Regions from separate parts of the Homo sapiens genome. Here region 1 is linked to region 2. A link is a loop called in an ENCODE intact Hi-C map of the cell type or tissue named here. Cell type or tissue: PC-3. All regions are shown on one strand. Each heading gives the region's core, and the rest is flanking DNA. Links, peaks and the distances in the headings are about the cores only. Region 1 overlaps AGMO (alkylglycerol monooxygenase). Region 2 overlaps LOC101927558 (a long non-coding RNA gene).

Evidence for each region. Peaks named below come from ENCODE experiments on the same cell type or tissue, not always from the same donor. Only the 100,000 strongest peaks of a DNase experiment are listed, where the experiment ranks them.
Region 1: a loop joins it to region 2, with 2.4 times the contacts of the local background. A loop is called at or near these places in 5 of 110 quality-filtered maps.

Annotation. Positions count from the first base shown.
Region 1 is chr7:15,195,142-15,206,421 of GRCh38, reverse strand. AGMO (alkylglycerol monooxygenase) reads left to right here. Exons shown (of 13, transcript NM_001004320.2): 13 at 5,063-6,105. The coding sequence ends at 5,137. Among named protein-coding and RNA genes, the nearest start is that of DGKB, 300 kb to the right of the region's middle. In PC-3, for the core only: a CTCF peak has its summit at 6,759 (motif pointing left); a DNase peak (open chromatin) is centred at 7,601; H3K27ac peaks cover 1,321 bases.
Region 2 is chr7:15,716,444-15,727,723 of GRCh38, reverse strand. It overlaps LOC101927558 (a long non-coding RNA gene), which reads right to left. Exons shown (of 4, transcript XR_927057.3): 3 at 9,914-10,012; 4 at 1-2,710. Among named protein-coding and RNA genes, the nearest start is that of LINC02587, 34 kb to the right of the region's middle. In PC-3, for the core only: a CTCF peak has its summit at 6,651; no DNase peak of the experiment used is centred there.

The DNA.
Region 1 (11,280 bases), core at 2,071-10,070, 520 kb after region 2:
GTCATAGATGCAGTATTTGTAATTTATTTCTTCAACATTTTCTTTCCCTTTTTCTGAATATGAATAAATATGTTTGTATATATAGAATATTTTCAAAGTGAAAACAATTCTCAATTTCTTGTAAGTTGGCATTTGTGAAACTGGGTTCTTGCAAAATTCTAGAAAAAAAATCTATAATTATCTAATGTATTTCTGATGTTTCCAGTTCCTAAAGAGCTATGGTACATTTGGCTCTAATTTATATTCTAGTTCCATTGTGCTTATTTGTCCTCTTGCGCTCATAGGAAATAGAGATATTTTGGAGCAGTTCAGGCTTAATCTCTCTTTGGGTTCTTATCTGTACAGCTGACAATGGTCATCTCAAAAAAAACCAAAACATTGTGTTAAAAAGTGTATTTAACAAAGGATTACCTTTAGTTTTCTTTAAATAATTTAGGAAAAAAGTACTCCATATTTAATGTGTTTCCTTTAAATCAATTCTTACTGTTGCGATTGTTTTAGTTCTATTAAATAGTTAACTGGTATTTTATAAACCTCACTGATACTACAGAAACAATTTTTCAGAAAAATGTACTCTTCCATTTAGGGCCAGGGTATACATTTGTTTAGAATACAAAATAGTTATTCTAATATTCTAATTCTTAAAAATTTTAGGGAAATTTTAGGAAATAAGTATATAAACCTATATTTGGCTGAAAACATATAATTCACTAAATAGTAATAACCCTTCAATTTGTTGTAAAATGACTAAGTCTGACATCTTCACGAAAATGCCATTTTATACTTAAAGTAACTCAAATTTCTTCCTTTACAAAGTAGAGTAAGTGACTTTATCATTCAGCAAAATGACTTAGCTCATTTAACATGTTTATTCATCTTATTAGTGATTCAGGGATATACATATTCATACCACTGCTGGCAATCCATATAAAATTAAATAAGATATATCTCAATGAATGTTTTCTATTTTAATCTTTGTGACATAAATACATGTTTGGGAGACCAAAAAAATTAGCAATTTCAGAGATTTTTTTTCTCTTGTGAATAATTATTCAAGTACATTAAAGCTTTCATTTTATTTGTAAGCTTATCTGAAGGCTGAATTATTTGAAAAGTCTTATTTCATCACTACCACAAAGGCTGTGGAAGATCCCTAGCTAGTTGTAATTGGAACTTTCCACTGCACAAAGTGATATTTGTTTTTCTTTTCTCTTCTGGTTGCTTATTGATAAATATAGTAAGTGTATTAAAACCAGAAGAGACAGATATGTACATAGGTATAAGTCAAATCCACCACATTTCTTTGTAATTTGAGGGTTTGCAATTTGAGAGCATGCAACAAGCACACTATTCTCTCTCCTTTAAGATTAGATGCTTGATTTCCTCTTCATTAGAGCCATTTTGAATAAGGCCTCTCAAAACACAGACATAAACCTGGGTGAGATGATATGTCCCTATAGGCCCAACTAGGGAGGCTGAGATGGGAGGAGTGCTTGAGCCCAGGAGTTCGAGTCCAGTTTGGGCAACATAGCAAGACCTTGTCTCTTAAAACAAAAGCAACAAACACACACACACATAACTGAGAGGAGCAGCAGAATAAAACACCAGTCCCCATTAAAATTTTAATATGGATTACTGACAGATTAGCCACCTGCCAATTGATGAACTTTTTGGAAAGGCATGGTGGAAACATGACAGCATCTGTACAGGCCAAAAGTTCAGGCATCAGAGTTGAGGTTCCTGGGAAGTCAAGGAAATAGCCTGAAGACAAGGACCACTAATGATGTGTTAGCACAAGGACGGCTTGACACTAAGAATGAACTTCCTCTGCTTTATATTTAGAATCCAGCTGTTAAAATCATGGGACTTGCCTAGAACTAGGATACAATAAGTGTGCATTGAGTTTGTATGTATCCGGAAACATCATATATGTAGATTAGAGACAAATATTGCAAAATAAGAAGTCTACAGTTTTCATCTATTCTTTCACTAGCCTAAGTAGGAATTCTGTATTTATTTAACAAATATTTGAGAAATGTGTTAATGAACTATCAAGTAAAGTGACATATTTAATCTAATCAACTAAGGAGACCTAAAATAAATGGCGTAATACAAAAATCAAGAGAACAGTTGGACAAGGAAAATTTTAAATGGAGTGACTACGGTAATCAGGTGGTTATATTGACTCTATGTTAAATAATTTTCTGGCTTAAAATTATAGTGCAATATATATTTGAATCTATACATTGTATGTAATATTTATATATAAACACATATATTCTAAAGTGTAAAATTAACTCTGTTTTCTTCTACTGAAATATTTTCTAATGGAATGGTGAATATTTCAGAGTCACATATTTTTAGAAGGGCACATTTATGTTATTTTATTTCTATGATCCTTTGCCAATCTGGATTTTATTATATATAAAAATTCCAAATTTGTTCTTAAAATATTGATAGTGAAAAGGTCTCAGAAGCCTAGCGGTTACTGACACAAGAAGAAAAATAACTAGGAAAATCTAGGTGATGACTACAGAAAAGGAAATGAATTCACTATGGATGTTCATATTCTTTGAAATGATTTCCTAGGTTTTGCAGTTAGATTTTCTTGGGGTAAATGTAAAACTTTATTCTAGCTCTGATATTTAGTAGTTTTGTGATTCCTTGGTATAACCACATGAATTTTGAGTTCCTACTGTCTCACTGCCAAATTGGATACCAGTACACCAAAGTTTGTCATGAGAATTAGATGACATAATCTAATAAAGGCATGTGGGACAGTGCTGGCCTAAGCAAAGGTCTTCATTGCACATTAATATAATCTGATCCTGACTCCTAGGCTTAACCAGTTGTACATCTCTTTGAAGGGATAACACATAGGAGCCTGAAACAAGCAAGCAAGCAAAAAAAAAAACAAAAAAAAAGAAAAGAAAAAAAAAATAAGACTGCTAACTTCAGTACTGCATTTTCGGTAGGAATTTGAAAGCATTTCAGATAATTGGAAAAGGGAAGATTTTTGTGATTTACTTAGAGGTAGGTCCTAGAGGATAAAGGATGTGAATCACAGTTTCAAAGGTGGAAAGATTTAGTGGAAAGTGGTGGATTAATAACAAGGCATAACTAGACTTGTAATCTTTTCCACTTCCTATTTAGGTAAAAATTTTTAATAGTACTGGAAGTCGAGATGAAAGTATGGATAGTCTAGGGGAATTGAGAATGGAAAAGAGGAGAATTATGAGATTTATGAGAATACTCCGAAAACTTTATATACAACTTATGAGGTTTCACTGAAGTAATTGTACTCAGCCTTCCCTCAGGGAGATCATCCTTGTAACCAATAAAGACTTCTAGTGCCAAATATAGCTTAGATTCCAGCACCCTGCACAACACAAGGTATGTATTAGTTGCTTGCTGAATATTCTGGATCTAAAGTAAATTATTTACTCTGATATTATAGATTTATCATCTCTGTCTCACTTGAAAAGCTATCTTCTCAGCGCCCCTCTCAGCATTAACCCATTTTCATGGACAAATGCAACTCATTGCACAAGTCTAAGAGCTTTCAAAAATACTCCCCCCAGCGCAGTATTATTTTACCTGGCACCATCAGAAGAAGTGCCATGAGGTCATTTCTCTTGAATTACAGTCAAAAGAAACAAAATCAAAACCAGCCTTTAAATATATTGTATTTGACTTCTGAGGCAACTCCAAGACGTTAATATTATTCTTGACTTCTCCTTCAATATAACTGCTGATTTTATTTTTAGTATTTTTTCATATTGTGGGTGTTATAGGCTAAAAGGAATGCATGAATTTGAAGAAGTCCATCAACCTGACTAATGTGAAGGATGATGGTTCTCTAGAAAGATCCAGGAGGTTCATATGAAACTGAACAACCCACTCATAAATGGAAACATCCTTGTTTGGGAGGGTTTTTTTTTTTTTTTTTTTTTTTTTTTTTTTGCTCATTTGTATTTTGGTTGTTGGTGATGTTTTTTCCTCATTCATGCTTTAATAGCAAAATCAGCATAGTTCAAGGTATTTTCTGTGAGTTAACAGCTGTCCTCAGTTAACAGTCTTGACTTCACCGGAGTTCCCCACACCAGAATGCTCCCATGCCTTCATCTTCTTAATTAAATGTTCTCTCTTTGTATATTTCAGTGAATCTTCCAGGTATAGTGATATTCTTCTTGGGGAGAGGCATCTGGTCCTATTTTAATAGTATGGAGGGGAAGTATACACATACATGAAAAATATAGAGAAACTCCTGCACAGCTATCCCAATAACTCTGGTTGTTTTGGCATTGTTTGCTTTCATCATCATTCCAGTTACCCAACCACCTAAAATGGTGATCAGGAAAGCAATCCTATAGTTTTAATTGTCGGTGCCTAGGTAAGAGCATAGGGAAGTGTTTACTTTTGGGAAATCTGATGGTGCAAAGACCATGACCAGAGCCTGGATTGAACAAACTCAATGAAATTTTCAGGCTGCTTAATATGATTCAGTTAAGTCTTCAGTGTGAAAGAAATTTGCAGTTACATTTTTACACCTGATAAAATCAAAAGACTGAGGAGGTAAATCATCAGCAGTGTTTAGAATTTAATTCACGTTGGGCGAAATTCATAGTAAGCTAGATCATACTGACTTGGAGGGATTCTTTAACAGTGTTTTTACTTCTCCTATTCCAAAGGTTTCTTAACCTATATAAGCAATTAGATCATCTAGTATAATGCATACAGCATGCTGTATCTCCAAATGTCAGAAGAAATGTCTGAATATCTAACTTGTCTAGCCTCATTCCTTGAAATGACCCAGATTTGTGAATATAAGAAACAAGCCACAGAAATAAAACTTCTTAACTCCTGCTCCTGTCTTCACACACCATGTTTTAAGTTAAATTGGCTAAGTTCTATCAGTGAACAATTGCTAGATTTAATTTAATAACTTGACTCCCTAAAATGTCCATGTTCATTTTCCTCTAGGGAAATATTTTTAATTCAGTTGAGCAATAGTATTGATTCACTTCTAATTTTTTTTTCTCTTTGTGTTTTATTTCTTCAGATTGTTTTTTCCATTTGCATTGCTTTCTGGGGAGTTAGAAGCATGAAACAACTCACCTCTCACCCTTGGAAATAACCTGAATTTGTACATAATTCTCTTCTTTTAATGAGTTGTCCACACGCATATTATGACTGCATATTAAAATGTAATTATTTTATGTAATGCTTATATGAACTATTTCTTCAATGAAAAGTAAAATTACTTATTTACTATTGTTTGCCTTTCACATTTGTTATTTTCTATTAAAAATTAAAGTCAGTTTTGGTTACTTCCCCCCTTTACTACAATTAAAAAAAGATTTCAAATATAATGATGTTATATTAACTGATAGCCTTATATGACAAGTATAAAAAGAAGGGATGAAACTTAAAAACAGTAAAAACAAGAAGGAATATTGCCTTTACATCAATTTGAAAACAATGTTTCCTTTGATGTTTGCTAAAATTATGCATAGATACATGTTTGTAGTCATAAAAATGTATTACATTGGTTGTCTTCCTAAGGCCACAGTTACCTTTGCAATCCATATAACCTAAGAAGCTGCATTCCAGAAAAAGACATCACTGAGGCCAGGCGCGGTGGCTCACCCCTGTAATCCCAGCACTTTGTGGGGCTGAGGTGGGCGGATCATGAGGTCCAGAGATAGAGACCATCCTGGCCAACATGGTGAAGTCCTGTCTCTACTAAAAATATAAAAATTTAGCTGGACATGGTGGTGTGCGCCTGTAGTCCCAGCTACTCTGGAGGCTGAGGCAGGAGAATCGCTTGAACCTGGGAGGCAGAAGTTGGAGTGAGTGGAGATTGCACCACTGCACTCCAGCCTGGGCGACAGAGCGAGACTCCGTCTCAAAGAAAAAAGACATCACTGAAAGAAAAATGAACAGAATTTGTCAGAATTAGTTTTTTCAACAGGTTACTTTGTCATACATTTCTCTAATATGCTTGGTCAATTTGTTTTGGCAGACTGGGCAGCATGCAGCAATTCTGCATTATTTAAAGTTATCAGAACAATGTTAATTCTCTAAATAAAATTACCCAAGGTGTTGTGTGTACATTGTTCATTGGGATTGTAAAAATCCACCAAGTGTTTCGTTAGGAGGGAACTGACAGGGATAAGCAGGATGAAGTCCAAAGAATGAGAACTGGAAAAAGTTAAAAAAAAAATCTTTATTTTTCATTTATCCAATATTTCTTGAAATCAAGTTAAAATTTAATAATTTAATAATAAAATTTAATAATTTAAATAATCAAAGACACATGTACTAAAAAAAACTAATGCTGTTCTTCATTGAGCTTTGCCTATGTATCACTGGGTTAAGGAGCCTGACTTAGATAATCTCATATTAGCAATACATTATTTAATCTTTGAATGGACAAAAATATAGAGTATTAAGAGAATCAGACTGCAGGTGTCTATGTGAACTGAGGATACAGAATTGAAGCATATTTAGTTTTCAAACTGGAACAGCAGAGGAAGATTAAATTTTGCATGATGAAAAAGCAACACATTCTATCTCAAGTATCAGAAGTGGGTTTGGCTTTGCTTCATTCTTTTTATACTTCTTAATTTAACACATAGTTATAGACAATACGTAAGCCTATAACATATATTGAATCCTGCTTTTGTCCCTTAACAACAATTTTCACAGAATTTTGTATACATATACAGAATCATGTTACAGTAGGGAGCCCTCTGCTGGCTTGAAATTAGGAAATTTAAGGCATAAACATTCTCAAGACCCTGATTCTACATTCTAGAGACTTTTCAGTGGGTAAAACACATTCTTCAGTAATGGCAAAGAAAAGAGACTTTTTGCTAATCTTTACATAGTTGTTTAGTATGTCAGAAGAGCTTAATGATTCCCCAAGGAATGATACATAAATATGTGTATATGCTTTAATATATGTGAATTTATAGGATTAGCCTAAAAATGAGTTTAATAATAGAAATGTTAATAAATAATTCCCCCAAATGAGAAAAGATCCTTTTGTGGTGAAGTTCAGTTTTCTTTGAGTAAATTGAATTCTGTCTATTCTCTCTCTTCTCTCTTGGGTTTACCTCACTGTGATTGTGAATGGTTTTCTATTAGAAATACAGATATTTTCAAGATACAAATTTGTGCCAATGAAAGTGGGAGTGGTTACCAGACAGGTAATGTTCCAGACACCTCCTATACAAAAATTATAACAGTGAAAAAATTAAGACAATGAGAAATCTGACCTAACAGACTCCATCTTGCTTCTAACCTCCAAGGTGTCCTTGTTTATTCCTGGGCACAGGCTGAGCTAACTTTGGTAGGAACTTAGTTTATAGTTTGCCTTTGAAACAAAAATGATAACGGCACTTTCTTAAAACAAACCCCCTTCTTGCCTGGGGACAAGGCTGCCTTTGTGGGACTAACAAATTAGCCACAAGATTAGAAAATAGGCTTAGGAGTCATACAGCTAGAGGCTACAAGATTCGAACTCTCCCCAGTTGCTCCTAGGGATAACATCATTATTGTGAAACCTCAGATTGGTGTTGGAGATATTTTTCAGCTCCTGCACTCCATGGATCAGCTGGCACCACCCAGATGGATAAACTGACTCATCTGGTCTTGTGGCCCCCACCCAAGAACTGACTCAGCCAAGAATAGCTTCAAGGCTCTTTGATTTTTATCTCTGACCTGATCAGTGAGCACTCTCCATTCCCTGGCCCCCTACCCACCAAATTATCCTTAAAAAACCCAGTCTCCGAATTTTCAGGGAGACTGATTTGAGTAATAATAAAACTCCAGTCTCCTATTCAGCTGGCTCTGCATGAATTGAACTCTTTCTCTATTACAATTTCCCTGTCTTGATAAATCGGCTCTGTCCTGGCAGCAGGCAATGAACCCATTGGGCGATTACATTTCTAGGGCCTCTGTGCATTATTAACCAAGGCACTTTATTCTTCACTTTATTCTTTAACCCTGCTAATTTTCCAGTCCAGTTTTCTTTTGCAGAGCACTAATACATGATGACAGAACATACAGCTATTATTAATGTTGTAAATTGATCTTGAGTGATACCATGTAATGTATGCTTACTGGAAGGACTTTAACACACTCTCTCTCTGTCTCTGTCTCTCTCTCTCTCTCTCTCTCTCTCTCTCTCTCTCTCTCTCTCTCTCTCTCTCTCTCTCGGGAAAGCCCTAAAAATAGGACTCGTCAATTACTCACCACTTCTATCGGAGAGATGCAAACTGACTTTGCAAATCATATGAAGATATTTACTTTTCCTAATCTACCATAAGAAAAGATAGAGGAAAGGAGCATTTGTTTAATGAGTAGTCCTCTATTAGTATTATTTTATTTAGTCTCTACAATCCTGTTAGGAGCTGTTAACACTACTTTATAGCAGATAATTTTGAGTCTGAGGTTAAATAACTTGTACAGGCCCATGAAATGTAATAAGTGACCAAAATAAAATTTAAACTCTCTGAAGTCGAACATTGAAGTCCATGATGTTTCCCCATTCCACGATGTCAGACATCTGAATAAGGCAAGCCTTTAAAAGTATAAGCTGAGGAGTTTAAGTTCAGAGTATTTTCAATTCAATTTGATGCTCCAAGATACAAAAAAAGTTCTCAGGATAAGTATTTTAGTCATAAGATTAATTGACAGGGTGAATGAGTCCAGAACTTCTAAACCTTCTAAGAATGGCAACATCGTAAGTTTACTTATAGGATTGCCATATGTCTGAAAGAGGCTACAGGACTTGTCAGTTTCCTCCAGACTTGCTCATTACCTTAGCTCTATTAGTTATGCCATTTACTTCCATATCATCTCATTCCATCAAATTATTTTTGTTAAACTGAATCTAATCGTCTCAGAGTCCTGATATTTAGCAATATGTGCATTCCTAATCATGAATCAGATGTTCAATTAGTTGCTAAAGTATATAAACCCTTGTATTTAACATTAACAGCTTACATGATAGTTTATTAAATATTTTCAAATTTCATTTTTACTAGTGATTATATAATTTAATCCCTCAGTGTGGAATCTGCAATAGAATCATTGACTGGAATTCTTTAACATATGGTATACATTATAGTGTACAGTAATAGGATTTATTCGGGAGAACAATAGAAAATAAGCTTCCTTTTTAATGTCTCGCCCATGTTCTCATAGTCATAGACTCCAGAAACCCAAGATAAAATAGCAAAAAACAGACTAGTTTGACTTTCAGAATCTTAAAACATTTTTTATGTTATAATTTTCAGCAACATGATGGAAGCAGCTTGGCTCTATCTTAAGCCTGCCTCAGTGGAAAAAAAAAACAACAACAAAAAACGTTCTATTCATTATTAGAACATTTTTTTCAAATCTCACTCCAGTTCTGCCATCCGTTCTTCCTAACAACTTACATTCCTTCCTCCCCAAGACACAATTAGAAAAAATTAGCAAATTAAGCATTGATGTTTATCTCTTGCAGATTGTGCCTTCTTTTTGACATTCTACAACTCTAGCACTATTTATGTAAACATTTTCAACCACCCAGGCACCCCAATATCCATGAATCATAATAACTTCATTTCTTGGGCATGTTCTTTCTTCATTTTAACAGCAGTAAGCCCCAAATTACAACTTGTCTTGATTTACATTACAGAAACCAGGAAGACACAGTCTTTGCTTTATGCATCAGGATTACCTGTGGATCTTTTTAGAAACGGAAATGACTGTTGGGAACACTGAATTTAGTAAGACTGAGGACGTGCCAAAGGTTCTATATTTTTCAAACCTCTGGCAATGATAAGCTGCAGAAGCTACAGCCAAACTAGAATGAAGGAGAACTTCTCTTGTCCCTCCTGTCAAGTTTTAGAAATAAGCAGAAAAGTTGTGCAGTGTGAGAGAATATTGTTTCTATAGCAAAGATGTTAATTAAGAGAGGTAATACTGATTAAGTAAGCATGGATATTTAGACATGCCACCAAAGTTTTCTGTTTCACATGAGATCATTTTGCATACATTTTAAAAGAAACGGAGCCAGCCGGGCGTGGTGGCTCACACCTGTAATCCCAACACTTTGGGAGGCCAAGTTGGGTGGATCACATGAGGTCAGGAGTTCGAGACCAGCCTGATCAATATGGTGAAACCCCTTCTCTACTAAAAAAAAAAAGTATAAAAATTATCCAGATGTGGTGGTGGTGCCTGTAATACCAGCTACTCTGGAGGCTGAGACAGAAGAATCGCTCGAACCCGGGAGGCAGAGGTTGCAGTGAGCCGAGATCACACCACTGCATTCCAGCCCGGTGACAGAGCGAGACTCTGTCAAAAAGGAGAGGAGAGGGGAGGGGAGAGGAGGGGGAAAGAAAAGAAAAGAGAGGAGGGAAGGGGAGGAACTGAGCCAGAAAATGTAAATACTATGTAAGCATCAGCAAGCTGGAGAGTGAATGGAGGTAGAGTGGGGAATGGAGATGTGGTCGAAAAATATTGTCACCATAGGTCCTGTTTGCATTTGTCTGATTTTTCATTTTTAATGGAAGATTATTAATAATGGTAATGATACAGGAGTTAACAAGGCATTATTTGGGCAGATTATGAGGATAAGGAAGTCCTCGGTAAGGTTTTCCTTTTAAAGAAAAGCAGCTCCTAAATCATTTTCTTTTCTAACAAAAAGCAGTCTGTAAAATCAAGCTGCAGTCATGGAAAGGCAAGCTAGAAGCTTGCACAGGTAAATGCCAGCAGTTGTGCCAATAGGAAAGGGGCTACCTGGGGACTAGGCATGTTCAAAACGGTGGTTCCATGTTCCCTTTTCTTTGCTAACCACGTGTACGGTAAGGAGCAGACAACATGGCGCCAGCCAAGTACAAAACCCATTTGCATAATAAAAAGATTAGGGTGGAGTGACAAGCTTCTTCGCAGTACTATGTAAGCGTCACACCTGGTCCAACCAATCTTTGGGCCCTATGTAAATCAGGCACTACCTCCTCAAGCCAATCTGTACAACCCTGTGCACTTTACCAGGGGCACGGAAGACCCACTGGGGCACCCATCTCTCCCTGCAAGGAAAAAAGCTATTCTCTTTTCTCTTTCTTGCTCCTATTAAACCTCTGCTCTTCAACTCACTTCTTTTGTGTTTCCATGTCCTTAATTTCCCTGGCATGAGGCAAGGAACCTCAGGTATCTATCCCAGACAATGACTGCTTTAGTGTTAAAATATACAGGGGGTTAGGTTTGGTAGATCCCTATTTT
Region 2 (11,280 bases), core at 2,152-10,151:
TAGCTACTTAAATAAAAAGATTCGACAATATTCAGTGTGGGCAAAGGTGGGCAGAGTGTATAGTCATAAATATTTGGTGTGAGTAGATATGGGTTTTGGAGAGTAACCTGGGAATATGTATATAATTTTAAGATTGTCCTCTCTTTCTCCCAGAAATCAAAAATCTAAGAATCTATTCTTCAGTTACATTAGTCTAACCTCTACAGCACATACACATGCAATCAGAGACACTTATGCATAAACGATATTCATTATAAATGTTATTTGCAGGCTTAATATCAGTAAACAATAAAATGAGATAAAGAATTATAGTACCTATATTTAAAAATTACTATAAAACTATTAAAAATAATGAGGTACTAATCTAAAATGGTAAATATGATAATTGAGTAAGTGGATAAACATTTAAAAAACAAACCAATATTTGTAGCATGATTCCAATTTTGGAAAACAAAGAAAGTAATTAATAAACATAATAAATAGATCAGAGTGCACATGTGTATTAATATATAGGCAAATGTGTAATAAATATATCTGATCTATTAAGTAACATCAAGGCATAATGAATATACAGGGAAATTAAAGAAAATAAGTATTTGGACTATGGCCCGAGTACAATCTGCTCCACTGGAAATGGCTGATCTTTGGAAACTTGGTAGACATCTATGATGATGTTCCTTTGAGAATCAAGGTTATCTGAGGCAAGTTATCAAGCTGACATATTGGAAGGTAAACAATATGACACTACAAGAATTGTGCGTATCAGTCAGTAAGTCAAAATCCAAGTATGTATAAAGTTGGCACCGAAGAGCTACTACTAGTTAGAATCTCCAACCACTGGGTTAAGCTACTGGCCTCCATAACCGTGGATCTTTTTGAGATACAAGACAGGATATCAGCATATAAGATAGTGTACTATCCAGCTAATGAAGAATGGATATGAGATAAGAAGACACAGTCTCAAAGAACAAGACAAACACCACAATAAGACGAGCTAAAAGAATAATTTGAGGTTGAGATGCTGACCTGCACACTCAGAAAGCCTGACTAGAACAGAACAGGAAGATAATTCACTTGAATAAGAAAAGATCTATCTCACATCTTTGCTCACAGCTTGAGTGAAATATATTTTTTCCCTCATCAAAAAACAGACACTTTATAATTTTACTTTTGCTCCCAATGGCATCATTATTTTTTCAGTCCACCAGACTCAAAATTTTAAATTATCTGTAACAATTTTTCTCCTTTACCAGCTTCTATAAACCTTGATAATTATAACCCCAAACTGGACATTTTCATTTCATTTGAATTACTAAAATAGTCTTATGATGTATCTTCTTTTTTCTGGTCGACCTTCCACAGAAGTGTCAAGATAATCCTTTTCAAATTAAGTATTTCTTACAAAGTCCTAATTCTTCCCAAGAGCACCGGCTGGGATGAAATGATGTGTCTCAGACAGCCACACTCCCAGACTCTCCTTTCTCAGATGGTTTGCATTGCCACTAGGTTGGATAATTTTCCATTTCTTCATCTCCAGAAATTGAGGAAAGTTTTCCTCTAAGTATATTAAAGCAGAGTGCTTAAGATCACGGACTCTAAAACAATACTCAGTTGATTTTGCAATTTGAATCCACCATATTACAGCTGTATAACTTTGGACTGTGATTTAACCGCTCTAAGTCTAGGTTTCCTTATTCATAAAATAGACATAACATTTCTAAATTCATAAAACTGTTGTTAGAATTCAATGTTATCATCCATGTAAAGTTTATTGCTGTTATTTTTGTTGTATTGGTAGAGTGTCTGGCCCATAATATTTACAATCGTTATCATTATCATAATCATTCCTAGGCATGTCAGCATTTTTCTTTCATTTTTAACACATTTCTTACTAGTGTATGCATAGGGCCTTTTACAAATATACATATTTTTGTTCATTTAAAGAATATTACAGTGTAAATTATATAGAAGAAATCACTTACTGATATGAAGTAACAGAATTTAACTTTCAAGTTCTTTCCTCATCTTTTGAGTTCTCTTTGTTTTTCCTTCATCACATAAGCCCGTAGGTCTTTCCACAGTCTGTTCTTTTAGGTGAAAATCCTCCCCTGGAAATGTGTCAATCTAAAGCTAAATGGTTTCTTTGAATCACTTTAAACAAAAGAAATTCAGAGTGAAGACTAATCTAAATATGTATGTTACGGAACACTTTATTATTCTTCCTGGTTAAGGATAGTGTTATTTTAATGAACATAAATTAGCTAAGAAAAAATGAATGTATCCGATGAACACAAGGGAATCTCACCAACTGACTGAAAGAAAGAGTAGCCGGGACTCCCAGGAACTAAAAAGTAAGCAGGTAGCTGGTCTCCTTTCTCTATCTGCCACTCATTCCAAGGCATGCTCATTAAGCCAAATACTCAGAATATTTTATTTATTAGACCACACAATAGCACCAGATTTCCCTGTTTAATTATTAACTTAAACATAGATGAAATTGGCCACTGGCCTTAGAATATATAACCTTAAGGTGTCAATATCTCTGAATACCTCGGAATATCTCTGGCACTATTAGTATGAATCACTGGAAAAAAATCAGGTTTGTCACAAATAACCAAATGCTTATTCTTGTCTAATCAGCAATGGCCAGAGGTATAGGGCTCCCTGGATAACGTTGCTCAGTAAGCTGATACTGTGGAACAGATGAACTCTGAAAAAGAAGCATAGAAAATATAAATGAATTGACTAGCACACATTAGCAACATGTTCTTTCCCTAACCGCCCCCCAAACCCAAATTAATATCTCAAGAGAACCATCAGTCTCTCCATAAATGACAGTAACTGATTAGGTAGTTATAAGGTGCCAGAGTGCTATCCGCTTTTCTATTGTTATGCCAAGAACAGCTCGTTGTTCACTTTTCATTAGTCTTCTACTATGTTAATATCAACAGCTTAACAACTTAATTAGAAATTATAATAACACTGATCTAGTACCTATTCAGATCACATATTCAATGCAAGGGAAGAATAAGTGTAGAGGAATGGGAATTTGATAAGAAAATACTCAGAATTAAAGAGAAATTGGGAAAATGGTTCTTTGTTCTGTAATCAACTTCTGTCACCACTTGCCTCACCCTCCTGGGGGAAGGAGGGGCTTTCCAAAGCCAACTCTGAATAGGACTTCAGTGCAATTTTTCCAAGACAAAGTCAGACATTGACAGTATAGAATCCAATGATCCTTCCTTTTTATTGGTCCTTATAGGAGTCTTTGACCAGCCACATATCCAAAATAACATACAAGGAAAGAACCATCTTTTCATTATTCATTCCACATTTGAATAGAATATATACATTGAGCATGCAACATCCCCTGCCCTGGAAGCTGTGGACAGAAGCGATATACAAATTAAATAGAATGCCAGGCCATTTCATTATTTCTCTTGAAAAAGTCAAGAGTGGAGATGGCGAGGTCTAGCCACACATTAGAATCAGATGAGAGTTTTTGATAGCCTACTGTTGCCCAAGATCTACCCCCAACCAATTTAATCAGAATTATTGGTTGTGGGTCCACACATTGGTATTTTTTTCAAAAGTTACCCTGGAGATTCTAATCTGTAGCCAGGTTTGAGAAGCATAAGCTAGCCCTTGGGGAAATAATAGTTATTAAGAACACATGGGAGGCAGACTCCAGCCAGCTGGCTGTACTTCTCCAAACTTAAAAAAGAAAAATGCAAAAGAAAAAAAACACAACTGGAGGAAGTCAGGAAAATCCTAAGTATTGAAGAAACCATGGAAAAGAGAGCTAAGTGTGCAAGCTTCTTGCTCATAGAAGGGCTGCCACTCACAGTTTCTAAAGTTGTGCTCCCCACCTCAGGCATGGGGCAGAGGACACTAAATTCAAATTGATCACACACTTTGTTTAAACACAAAGGACAAACATGGAATATTATTCTTACTGGGACATTGTACATAGCTAAGATTTAGTCCTAAATTAATGCTATTGAGACTGACATTTTTCAGGAACTGTTGTCGAGCTATAAGGGGAAGGAGCCCTGAATGATCATTGTCACCTGGCGTCATGGTGCCATTCCTTCAAAAAGTGGCCTTAGACAAGCCTTTTAATCAAACTACCTCTCAATTTCTTTGTTTCTAAAGTTACTGAGTTGATCTGACTGTCCACTCAAACATCCTTTCATTTATCCAGTGAACTGACAGTGAGAACTCTCTCTTACCAGGCCTTGCCTTCAGCGCTATCCTTCTAAATGGATCACACGTGCTTTCTGCCCATAAATGTCCTACAGTCTATTGAATTGCAAGTACGGGGTTGCAGTACAGTGTGAATTGGAAACGTGGGGAGTTAAAGAGAAGGGTTCAAGAGGTCAGGAAAGATTCTCTGTGGAGTTTTATTTTAGTAGGCATTAAAACACGAATGAAGATGTCCTAAACATATGAGATGGGTGGGTAGGAGTGGGGAACAGGAAGCGAGAGAGCAAAGCCTTTAAAAGAACTGTCATGAATCCAGTGTGGCTGGATTTCAGGTTGGAGATGGAGAAGTGGAGGGATGAAGTGCCATCATAAGGGAACATTGTTGAAGGCCTGTGTGTATTTTTATGCACTGATGATAGGATAAGGAGATTAGAAAAACCAATCTACTGTGCAAAGGAAGAAGAATGGCGACACTGAAGTTAGGTATTAAGTTAGGGAGTAAAGTAATAGCCCAGAGAAGAAATTATGATGGCCTAAATAGAGCCTTTTAGGGGCATACTATTCTAAGTATACGTTAGAGAGCAAGGATGAGTGAAAAAATGAACTCATAACCTCTAAAAATTAACACCTTTGAAGTATTTTTAAATGTATAATAAATGCTATTTTCATAGTAATTCTACTTCGAAAGAAATGTATAAGTATTTAAAACTTTGAGGCCAAGTTTTCATTGTCTTTCATTAACCACCAGTAACAAGATTATATTAATGTGAGAATGACTAAACCTATAGGGATATTCACTTAGAGTACTGTGTTCGAAGATACTCACAGATTTCTACACAGTTCTATACATCTTTACTTATCTCATCTCTAATATAGCCCTGGGGATTTTTAGAAAAGAGCATGTAATGTCAACTTGGTATTCAAACTGTAAGCATCAAAGCCTTGGGAACTATCAGGTTATCAGTCTTTACTAGTGAAAACATAACAGGATTTAAGTAGAGCTACTCTAAATGGTTCAGATTACATTTAGGTAATATTTTGAATGAGATGAAGACGGAGAGATTTTCACCCAAGTGACTAGTTTAAATTGCCTACATTTGTGTACCAGATTTTTGTGTGTGTGTGAAGTCAGCTAAGGGTATAAAAATTTTTCTCTCCAAAAAAGAAAAAGCTCTTTATGTTGCTGATATCCAAACAAGTACAAACTAAATATTCTTTCTCCCTAAAAGATAAAAAAAAGAGGAATATAATTTCTGGTTCTTTAAAATACTTCCTGAAGTTTTAAAAGAAGAAATCGACCAAATAAGGCTTTATGATTTAACAAATATAATTTTTGTTTCATTTGCAATCTATAATGGAGGTTACATGTAAAAAAAAATACCTTGAGGTACATAATGTTTACATATTTTTACTATTTATGCTTATAAATAATTTTTTTTGAATCCTTAGAGTAGATCCTAATGCCACAGCCAATTCAGTTACCCATAAAAGCATTTGTGCTTCATCTTGGAAACATGCTTGCTCCTCAGCCTCACCAGTTGCACTGGTTCTCAAGTTTACATGGTCTTTCCTGCTTTTCCAATTGGGTGGTAGACATCTTGGGCCTCAAAAGGACATTTATTTCAAAATGCTCAAGTAATTTTTCTGCTTCTGTCAGAAGAGAAGGAGGAAGAGGAAGAAGAGGAGAGAAGGAAATGAGTGAGTGTGGAGCCAACTGACTGTTGGTTTTGGACAGAGAAGCTTATACCACATACTCATGAGAGACTGTAATGTCTTTTAACTAAAGCAGGGCTTCAAGGTAAAACAGAATAGTGCATTTTTCATTCCACAGGCTCCAAACCAAACGACTACACCAAAACAGCTTGTGGTAATGCTTTAATGATTTAGTAACGTGTCGTTTCAATTATTTCCATTTCTGCAAGAGAAAAATACAGACTAACCCCTAGTGTTTTAAATTGCAAGCTCAAATCAGTGCTAGGATAAAAGATAGAATTTTTCTGGACCTTAGGATACCATGAGAACGCCAGTGAAACAGGAAGTCATAAAAGTATCCACTGCATGAGATACCAACACAGTTAGAAGGACATAGACAAACTATGGGCACTATATTTTCCTGGAGAACATATTTGTAGTGATGAAAGGAAAATGAACTTTGAGATAGTAATTAGCTTAGGAAGCTATATTTTTCTATGCCACAGGGATCTAAAAATAATGATTCAAGGACTATGGGATTATATTCTTTTGGTTAACTAGAAATCCCCTATATAATTTATTATGAGGACATAATAAAAGTATTAAATGAAGAATTCAAAATAAAATGTTTCATATATTAGACACCATTATATATTGTTTCAGAAATTGTTTTGGTTACTTAAAATCAGAAGCTTTGTTTTAGAACTCGGTTTTCCCTTGCAGTTTGAACTGTGACTGGTAGATGGCGCTGTCAGGATGTGATTCATTGTTACGTATAAAAACATTCCTTCTTCTTTTCTCAGAAATTCAAAAACAAGTTTCATATTTGCAGTCTGGTGGGGAATGTTCTTAGCTAGAAAACATACCGAGAATTAATTTTCTAGAAAATTCTCAGAAACGTCAATATATTTTGGAAATTACTCTTGGGTGTTTATTGTTCTAGATAATTAAGTTGTCTATTTCTGTTCCTGACAGACTCTCACTTCTCCAACACTTAAGCATATTTTCCAATTATTCTTTTTTTAACTTTTTAAAAATATTTCTCCCCACATTTAGGTCTTTGTGATGAATCAGAAAGATCTTGGAAGCAGAGGTTCTTTAGGGAACAAGGCCCTTTGAGTCTGTAGCTATAAATTTATTCTTTTCTAGTGCAATTTTTCCATTCCAGAATATCTAAACCTTGATTTAAAATCATGCAGTGCTAAAAAAGGATAATAAATTGTGCGGCAGAGCATTTCTTTTTCTCACCTTAAATGGTGACATCGATTTTATTCACTTGCTTGAGAGGTTAATTAATAATTTCAAAACAATAGTAAAAGAGATTCTGAAGTTCCTAGGAAAATCAAGTAATTCAGAAGGAAAAAAACCCAGGAACAAAACAAGGAAATGTATCTTTCAGGTTCAATTTCCTTAGTGTTGTAGTGGTGGAGTCAGCCATTTTTATGGTTCAGTCAACACAAGTTCAAAACATCTGACCACTGGAAAAACAGGGATTTTCCACATCTACGTATTATGGGTCATATCTTGAATAACAACAACAACAACAATAAAACACTCCTTAGACGTTTGTTCCTAGATCTACTCTCTTATTAAAAATTGAAAGTTACTTGAAAGAGTTATGCCCTGCTGTTTTATATTCTAAATGTAAACTATAATAGTTTTAAAAATGTACAAATACAATATTTTGCAAAATGATTTGGTTCAATGGATTAAAAAAATTGACAGTGTTTCTCAGGCCCATTTTTTCTGATGGTTATAGCTGAAAATTTCCACAAAGGCCATCTAAAATGTTTAGTTTTTAGATTGACATTTTATGTTAAAAGCAAATAAGGGATATTCTTAAAGGTAATGTCTATGTCCTCTCTTTTCTCTATAAAACTCACATGGTATTTAACGCAGGCCATGCATAAATCTGTAATATAAAACAAAAATAGATAGCTGAACATTGTGACTTTTACTTTAAAGTTCAATTCTGGGAGCATTCTAAATATTTTTTCCTTGCTAAAATTAAGAAAAGAAAAAAGGTAGAAACATTTAAAAAATTACGTTGTCTAAATTAAGTATATCATTAGAATATTCTCTTCACCTGCAGAGATTACTTTTCTTTCCAAATCACTCAAAATACATTGTATTATCTGGATGTGTTCTTAGTCAAATCTATCATCTTTAGCATCTGCTATGTTGACAGAAATGTTTTACAGTGTGAAATGGTGGTTCATATTTATTGCTGAGAATTGTATAGAAGTTAAATTCCCTTAGGGAGGCAAGAATTTGGGAACCCAAATATATATCCTCTTGCATCAGAACACTACTGTGGGAAAGAATGAGACAGTCTATGCTTCTTTGTTTACAGAGAGCCACAATCTTTTGACCAGATTTTAAATCAAGTCAATGACTTTCAGTTACCCATTATGTTTCTTTTTCTTCTTTTTCTATTGTGATAGCATTTTTTGTTTTCATGGGGAGGGAGGATGATCAAAATTGTTTCAACTCTGTTTGAAGATTTGCCATCACGGTATAATGGCAGTTGTAAATCATGCACGTTGAGAACGTTCGTATCTGTATCAGCCTCAATACCAAAACCCGAATGAGCTTTTCTCCTTCAATCATAATAATAAGAATTTTACAAACTCTCTGATTTGGTCTGTTTACCGTCATTTGTCTTTATAAAAGGAGACTTACTGTTTGGAATATTATTTGCTTAAAATAAGAGTTTTTATGTTCTGATTAGTTCAAGAAAATCTTTTTTATGGTTTAGTGTATCAAGTATAATATTGAAAATATTAATATTACACTGTTAAGGGGTAATGGGAAATGCCCAAATATCTTTGAACCAAACTTTCTTATACTAAAATATTGTATTTTAAAATATTCCAAATTTAAAATCAAAACAAATAATTAGAATATGACAAGAAGTCAGAAATTCAGCTTAGTGCTTCTAACTGCCCACTGGTATTTCTTCAACTTATCAATATTATTTTGCCTCAATCCATTCCTTTTTTTCTTAAAATAAACTCAAATTTCATGAGTCATTTAAATTAAAATACATATCTACAAATGGTCAATATTATACTATTATATTTCTGTGACAATGTAGAGATATTTAAATTACATGGCATAGTAATTATAGATGTGAAAATTTATACATAATAATAACATTACAATAAGACAATAACAACATTTCTTAGTACGTGAAGCTGGACTCAGAAGTAAATTTTGTTATAGTGTTTTTCAAATGCAGGCTTGCTTTCTTCAAGTTAAGAAGGCATAGTGTGAATTTAAAATAAATGTTATAGAAATTGAACGAGAAAAAATACTCTTCAGATTATATAATTTTCTATTTATTATATTTATGGCAGAAGATAGCACATCCAATTGAAGAAGTCATATTAAATCAATAGTGGTGATCATAATAATTGAAATTCATTCTTTGCCATCTTCTGGAAGAGATTAAGCCTTTATATATCTTGAAAAAATAATAATTTCAATACACATTTTTAATGCCACTCATATTCAGATAATCACTAATTGTAAAAGCCTATGTCTTGCTACTTTTGCTTGAAAATTGGAATACATCCTCATAGTGCTTAATAAATATTTGTTGAGCAGACAAAATCAATGTTGTCACTGGTGGTTGTATTTCTGACCTGACCCACAACGTTCTGTTTAAGCTATGGATTGTGCATAAAGAATAACTCTGGCCTAGCATTGCCAAAAAATTATTAAACGTAAGATAAATTCAGACAAAATCCCAAATCCAGATGACACCTTCACACCTCAGCCGTGACTTCAAACTGAGAAAACTCTGCGCGGTTGCAGTGCTTGGTATTGTATGAGCTCTAAGCTACTGTTGGGAGTTCCACGTCTGGACAAGTGGTCTGGGTGGCCAGGAGAAAAAAAAAAAAAAAATGCAGATTGAAAAAAAATGTTCCGTCAGGAGCACACTTCCCTGTCCTGGAATCACCTATCACAGTTGTTGTGTTTCTCCCAAGTCTGAATTTGGCTGCATAATTACCTTCTGCTGTCTGTGCCTGCTCCCACCAAACTCAGATATTCTCTCTCCCCTTCCATGAACAGAAAATGAAGCAACAGTTTCCTTCCATCTCTTCTTTTCCTGAAGGGAGAACGCAGAAACCCACTCAAGTTTTAAGGAATCTTCATAGCCGTTAACAAATAGAAAGAAAAGCTGTGAAGAGGGCTCCACTTATATCTTTCTCTGTTTTTCCCCTTTTCCCCCTTTGCCTTCTCCTTTGATAATCTACAGACACAAAAGTACACAGGAATAATAATTATGAGACATGCAGAAACTTGCAGTTCAATTCCTGTGAGGAATCCTATATACTCAAACGCACTCAGCCAGCAGCAAGTCTCTGATCATTTCCTTTTATATCCAGGAGCATCACTCTGAAGGAAGAATGATAGACTGAGATACATATTCTCAGGGGAGGTGGGAGGCAGGAGTGTGTTCTCTTCACCTTTGTCATGCCCTTTTTATCTCACTATCTGTCCAGACACAGTAAATCCTGCCCTTGACCAGAATTAAGATGAAGTAAAAAATGTGACCATCCCAGAAATTAGATGAAGTGAGAAAGTGGCCAGCCCAAAATTTAGATGACCTAAAAAAAATGACTAGGGCTAAAGGGAATGCAATGTAAATGTACTTTGTTTGCGTGTGTGTGTGTGTGTGTGTGTGTGTAAGTGTGTAGATATTCTAGAAAACATCAGATTTTGAAATAATGAGATAGAAAGCAATCAAATGTAATAGGGGGGAAAGGTCTGGAAATCCCCTGAAATATCATTTTGGAAGGAGGGAAGATTTTCCAAATTCCTAGGCTGAAAAAAAAAATAAACCCCAAAAAACTAGTAATTCTTAGTGACATTTAGATTTAGGAGACATATTTAAGTTAGATTGATGCAAACTGACAATGTGTCTCCACTTTTAATTGTGCCTTGATTTCCTTCAAATAATTACTTTTGTTTGTTTGTTTGTTTTCAGATGCATTAGATACTCTGCCAGAATGGTCACCAAAAGTTTCAGAAGTGTGCTAGCTGCCAAGAATAACACAAAACTTGTAACACGACATGTCAACATAAAACAATGGATGTGCAGATTGGCTAAACCATGATATATATAACAATAGCCAAACATTGTTAACTTGAAAAATTCATGATTTCTCCCATGTCATAAATTTGAGTTTTATTTCTAAAAAATTTTATTTCCGTCTTTACTTTTCCATACTTTCAGCCCTAACACTGCCCCCAATTCTAAACTGACTTCTGTAAAAGAAATTTGTTAAATGAACTCTTATAGTTAATCCCAGTAATACAGAATGCTATTCATGCACTGAAAGTGTGTGTGTATGTGTGTGTGTGTGTGTGTGT